2 separate regions of the Homo sapiens genome follow, and region 1 is linked to region 2. A link is an interaction called in ENCODE POLR2A ChIA-PET data of the cell type or tissue named here. Cell type or tissue: GM12878. All regions are shown on one strand. Each heading gives the region's core, and the rest is flanking DNA. Links, peaks and the distances in the headings are about the cores only.

The links. Peaks named below come from ENCODE experiments on the same cell type or tissue, not always from the same donor. Only the 100,000 strongest peaks of a DNase experiment are listed, where the experiment ranks them.
Region 1: POLR2A ChIA-PET joins it to region 2 with 12 read pairs; 5 of 35 experiments call an interaction of 5 or more read pairs at or near these places.

What each region holds. Positions count from the first base shown.
Region 1 is chr12:775,587-778,508 of GRCh38, reverse strand. All of the region lies in intron 1 of WNK1 (WNK lysine deficient protein kinase 1), which reads right to left. Among named protein-coding and RNA genes, the nearest start is that of WNK1, 24 kb to the right of the region's middle. In GM12878, for the core only: no CTCF peak of the experiment used is centred there; no DNase peak of the experiment used is centred there.
Region 2 is chr12:657,995-660,916 of GRCh38, reverse strand. The region is part of intron 1 of NINJ2 (ninjurin 2); the gene reads left to right. Among named protein-coding and RNA genes, the nearest start is that of NINJ2, 4.0 kb to the left of the region's middle. In GM12878, for the core only: no CTCF peak of the experiment used is centred there; a DNase peak (open chromatin) is centred at 1,647.

The DNA of each region.
Region 1 (2,922 bases), core at 111-2,610, 120 kb before region 2:
AAATATAAAAATTAGCCAGGCGTGATGGCATGCCTGTAATCCCAGCTACTCGGAAGGCTGAGGCAGGAGAACTGCTTGAACCCGGGAGGTGGAGGTTGCAGTGAGCCAAGATGGCGCCACTGCACTCTAGCCTGGGTGACAGGGTGAGACTCCGTCTCAGAAAAAAAGAAAGAAAAAGGAAAAGACGAAAAAAAAATTAATAATAAAAAATTTAAAAAGAGAATTTTACATAAATTTCAAGATTTTCAATGCCTTTTAAAACTAAAACATCAAACCACAATCACAGGTATTAAAATTCTAAACATTCAGTAGTATAAGGGAGTAGCCTTCTTCTGGTTTCCCACAGGTCAAGTAAACAGTTTAAGCACAATTTAACCCTAATTATAAGCAAAAAGGTGAAATTGCTTAGGTTGGTAAATGAGCCCTTTTAGGTGAGAATATCATCATTTAAATCATTTAAGTAACCAGGACTCAGCTACTACTTATAGATTTGATAGCTAGAGCACTAAATACAAAGTGAGGTTTAAAGTCTTTCTAAAGTAACAAGGCATCCACTGCCAAAGTTTTGGATTATGTTTTAGAGTCACATTTACCGCATGAAGCTTGTGTTTAATATGACGAATCTACCATATCTGAACAGCAAACAAACACAGATGATAAATACTGTAAACTGTTGGAAGTCAAACACTGTAAAGTTTCCTGAGTCTGTGGTAAGTTATTTTTCTTAAATAGCTACCATGTAGCTATTGATGTGTTTCACTGAGCAACTACAGTGAATTTTAATAGATACTATTTACCACTTGTCATTTCATGAAAAATACCAGGAGCTTTGCTTTCACTGTTTCTCTTCAAATGCTTCCCAGTTCATAATATACTAGTACTTAAGAAATTACATAGCTGAATTATGTTCCATGGTAGATCATATCTAGCTCTATCTCAAAATTCTAGCAGACTACGTTTGGTCCAAAGTAACACAAGTGCCTAACTCTATGACAAAATCATATCTTTCACATAAAAACAAATCTAATTCTTTAGCTACTTAAAAATTCCAGGCTGGGCGCGGTGGCTCACACCTGTAATCCCAGCACTTTGGGAGGCCGAGGCAGGCACATCACTACCTCAGGAGAATGAGACCATCCTGGCCAACATGGTGAAACCCTGTCTCTACTAAGAATACAAAAATTAGCTGGGCGTGGTGGCGTGCACCTGTAGTCCCAGCTACTGAGGAGGCTGAGGCAGAATTCCTTGAACCCAGGAGGCGGAGGCTGCAGTGGGCCAAGATCGCACCACTGCACTCCAGCCTGGTGACAGAGCGAGACTCCATCTCAAAAAAAAAAACAAAAAAAAAAACAAAAAAAATCCCTCCAAATGAAAAAAAGCACAGATGCTGACTAATTTTATCCAATAAGAAAAGTAACTAAAAAGTTAACACTGCACATCATGGAATGAGTTTAAATATACACATAATTCTCAATAAATCACAGAATAGTAACAATAAAGGGACCAAGAGGTCATTTAGTACAGTCTTTTTATCTTCAACACTTCTGAATGAATAGCTACTCTGTGTGAATAAGTCTTTGTAAACACTAGTCAGTTATTATGACTCAAACATAGCACTATGGGTCAATTCTCTATAGTTCACATTCTAATTTATAATAAATCTTAATTTTCTTTTACTGTCTTCTTGGAAGTCCTTGGACAACCATACAATGCAACTTCTCTCCCAAAGCACCAGCCCAGGTACAAACACCACGCAGAGCAAGAACACATTAAGATCTGGGCCAGGCGCGGTAGCTCACACCTGTAATCCCAGCGCTTTGGGAGGCCAAGGCGGGCAGATCACGAGGTCAAGAGAGCAAGACCATCCTGGCCAACATGGTGAAACCCTGTCTCTCCTAAAAATACAAAAAATTAGCCAGGCACGGTGGCACGCACCTGTAGTCCCAGCTACTCGGGAGGCTGAAGCAGAAGAATCGCTTGAACCTGGGAGGTGGAGGTTGCAGTGAGCCAAGATTGCGCCACTGCACTCAGCCTGGGGATAAAGCGAGACTCCATCTCAAGAAACACACACACACACACACACACACACACACACAAACACACAAACACACACAGAGATCTGACTTTAACTTCACATTTTTAAAATGTAACAACAAACAGCAGCTTGAAAACTGAAAAAGGCCACAGTGTCTCACACCTGTAATCCCAGCACGTTGGGAGGCTGAGGCAAAGGATCACTTGTGGCCAAGAGTTGGAGACCAGCCTGAGCAACATAGCTTGACCCCATCTCTACAAAAACTTTTAAAAATTAGCCAGGCATGGTGGTACATGCCTGTAGTCCCAGCTACTCGGGAGGCTAAAGGGGAAGGACTGCTTGAGCCCAGGAGTTCAAAGCTGCAGTAAGCCATGATCCTGCCACTTCACTCCAGTCTGGGCCACAGAATGAGATCCTGTCTTTATTGTCTTTGGGGTCACAGACAACCTGAGCTATTAGTTTTAACGTGCACTACAAGGTAATCATAAAGTTTGAAGAGAAGCATGCTCAGCTTTTAAAACAAAAATGAAAAACAAACAAACAAGAATGATCTAGGCTCCACTGCCACTTCTACGTTTGTTGAACACAAGCTTGGCAAATTACTTCATTTCAGTCTCTTCACCCTGTAAAATGGGACTGATACCTCATTCAGGTGACATAAGAATATATGACACAAGAATAAAAGAGAATATATATAAAACACAGTGTCTGGTTCATAAATAGTATCAAATCGCCACCCTTTTCTCACCAATTTGAGAACACAAGCCCTTCAAACATACATAGCTCAAACTTTTTTTTGAGACAAGGTGTTGCTCTATTGCCCAGGCTAGAGTAGAGTGGCACGACCATAGCTCACTGCAGCCTTGAACTATAGCTAGGACTCCAGG
Region 2 (2,922 bases), core at 230-2,729:
AAATCTCAGCTCACTGCAACCTCCGCCTCCTGGGTTCAAGTGATTCTCCTGCCTCAGCTTCCCAAGTAGCTGGGATTATAGGCATGTACCACCACACTTGGCTAATTTTCATATTTTTAGTAGAGACAGGGTTTCATCATATTGGCCAGGCTAGTCTTGCACTCCTGACCTCAAATGATCCACAAGCCTCGGCCTCCCAAAGTGCTGGGATTACAGGTGTGAGCCACCATAGCTGGCCATCTTTATAGTTTCAGTATTCATTAGAAAGAGCATAACAGGGCCGGGCTAGGTGGCTCACGCCTGTAACCCCAGCACTTTGGGAGTCTGAGGTGGGCGGATCACGAGGTCAGGGGTTGCAGACCATCCTGGCCAACATAGTGAAACCCTGTCTCTACTAAAAATACAAAAATTAGCTAGGCGTGGTGGTGTACGCCTGTAGTCCCAGCTACTCAGGAGGCTGAGGCAGGAGAGTTGCTTGAACCTGGGAGGCAGAGGTTGTGGTGAGCGGAGATCGTGCCACTGCACTTTTGAGACTCTGTCTCAAAAAAAAAAAAAAGAAAAGAAAAAAGAAAGAAAGCATAACAACTTATCAGACCTGTGATTCCTTTTTTTTTTTTTTTTTTTTTTAACAGACAGGATCTTGCTGTGTCACACAGGCAGGAGTGCAGTGGTGCAATCTTGGCTCACTGCAGCCTTAACCTCCTGGGCCCAAGTTATCCTCCTGCCTCAGCCTCCTAAATAGCTGGGACCACACATGTGCACTACCATGCCCAGCTAATTTTTTTTTTCTTTTTTTAGTGATTGGGGTCTCACTGTATTGCCCAGGCTGGTCTCTAACTGCTGGTCTCAAGTGATCTTCCTGTCTTGGCCTCCCAAAGTGTTGGGATTACAGGCATGAGCCACATGTCCAGGCAATTCCAACATTTTTATTGCTTAGGATGAGCCTCAAGTAAGTGGCAGGAAGTTTTTTGACACCTTTATACAGTCCTTGCACATGACCTGGGCATACCCTCAATGTCTTAGTAACTGTTTCTGTCTGACCTGTTCAGAAGTACGGCAGCCCTGGGTGACATGGATCACAGGTGTGTGTGCCCGCACCTACTACTGCACTGAGACGTTGAAACCCTGAACATGGCACAACTGAAGTTTGGGAAACTCTAATCTAAAATAACATTAACTTGAGCCTCTATAATCAATGTTGCAAATGTATCTCCAGGTCAAGACCTGTGAGACTGGGATGGGTAGCAGCAGCACAGCTGGCTGTGAAGAGTGGCGCACAGCACTCAGGGCAGGTGGCCTCCACCAGCTGGATGCCTGGAGCTGCTCCTTCTGTTCTATGGCCTGTGGCTGTGGCCTCCAAGCCTCTGCCCTTCTCCCTGCCTTCACTGGTAGCCCTGCCAGGGAGCTAAGCCTGCGCATCTCCCAGAGTCTGGATGTGTGAAAGGTTGAGGATAATCCCTTTCTTCCCCTTCGAGCCAGTGTTGCAACCCTACCCCCAAGTACAGAGTTTAAGCCCCTAGCCTGGCTCCTTCCCAAAATGCAGCTCCTCTTGGGCTTCCAGATTCCCCAGGCAGATCCAGTTATTGGCCCCTTTTTTTCCACCTGTGCTGCATGTTGATGGAAATGTGAAGATGATCTGCCAAAAGAGGAACTAAGACTTGTCCAAACCGAATGCAAATTCAGTATAGCTCAGGTTAAGTAGAGCGAGATACAGATAGAATGAGATGGGAGTGGAGGTAAAAACACTTATGAATAGAAGAAGGTCTATAGGCAAAGTACTCTGGGAGTGTTTTTGTTTGTTTGTTTGTTTTATTGTTTTTAAAGACATATATATATATAAGCAGTTATATATTATATATATATTATATATAATATATAATAGCAGTTATATATAGAGAGAATAGCAACTATATATGTAATAGCAGTTTTAGGTTCATGGCAAAATGGAGAAGGAAGGCCAGAGATCTCCCATATAGCCCCTTGCCCCACATGCATAGACTCCCCATTATCAACTTCCTCCACCAAAATGGTACATTGTTTTTTTACAACCGATGAGCCTTACATTGACACATCATTATGACCCAAAGTCTACAGTTTACATGAGGGTTCACTCTTGGTGTTAAACATTCTATGCGTAATAACATGTTTCCACCGCTATAGCATAGTATAGTATAGCATAGCATAGCATTAGCATAGCATAGCATAGCATAGCATAGCATAGCATAGCATAGCATAGCATAGCATAGCATAGCATAGCATAGCATAGCATAATAGAGAAGTTTCACTGCCCTAAAAATCCTCTGCATTCTGCCTCTTCATTGCTCCTTCCCCTCTGAACCCCTAGCAATGACTGACTTTTTGTTTTGCCTTTTCCAGAGTGTCACATAGCTGGAATCATACAATATGTAGCCTTTTCAGATTGCCTTCTCTCACTCAGTAATGGCACTGAAGTTTCCTCCATCTCTTTTCATGGCTTGATAGCTCATTTCTTTTAAGTACTGAATAATATTCCAGTGTCTGGATGTACTACTGTTTATTTTATTCACCTACCGAAGGACATCTTGGTTGCTTCCAAGTTTTGGCATTACGTATCATTCTGTATAAAGCCACTCAGCTGGGCGCAGTGGCTCACACCTGTAATCCCAGCACTTTGGGAGGCCGAGGTGAGTGGATCACTTGAGGTTAGGAGTTCGAGACCAGCCTGGCTATCGCTAACATGGTGAAACCCCACTTCTACTAAAAATACAAAAATTAGCCAGGCATGGTGGCAGGTGCTTGTAATCCCAGCTACTCGGGAGGCTAAGGCAGGAGAATCGCTTGAACCCGGGAGGCGGAGGTTGCAGCCAGCTGAGATCGCACCACTGCACTCCAGCCTGAGTGACAGAGTGAGACTCTGCCTCAAAAAAAAAAAAAAAAAAAAAA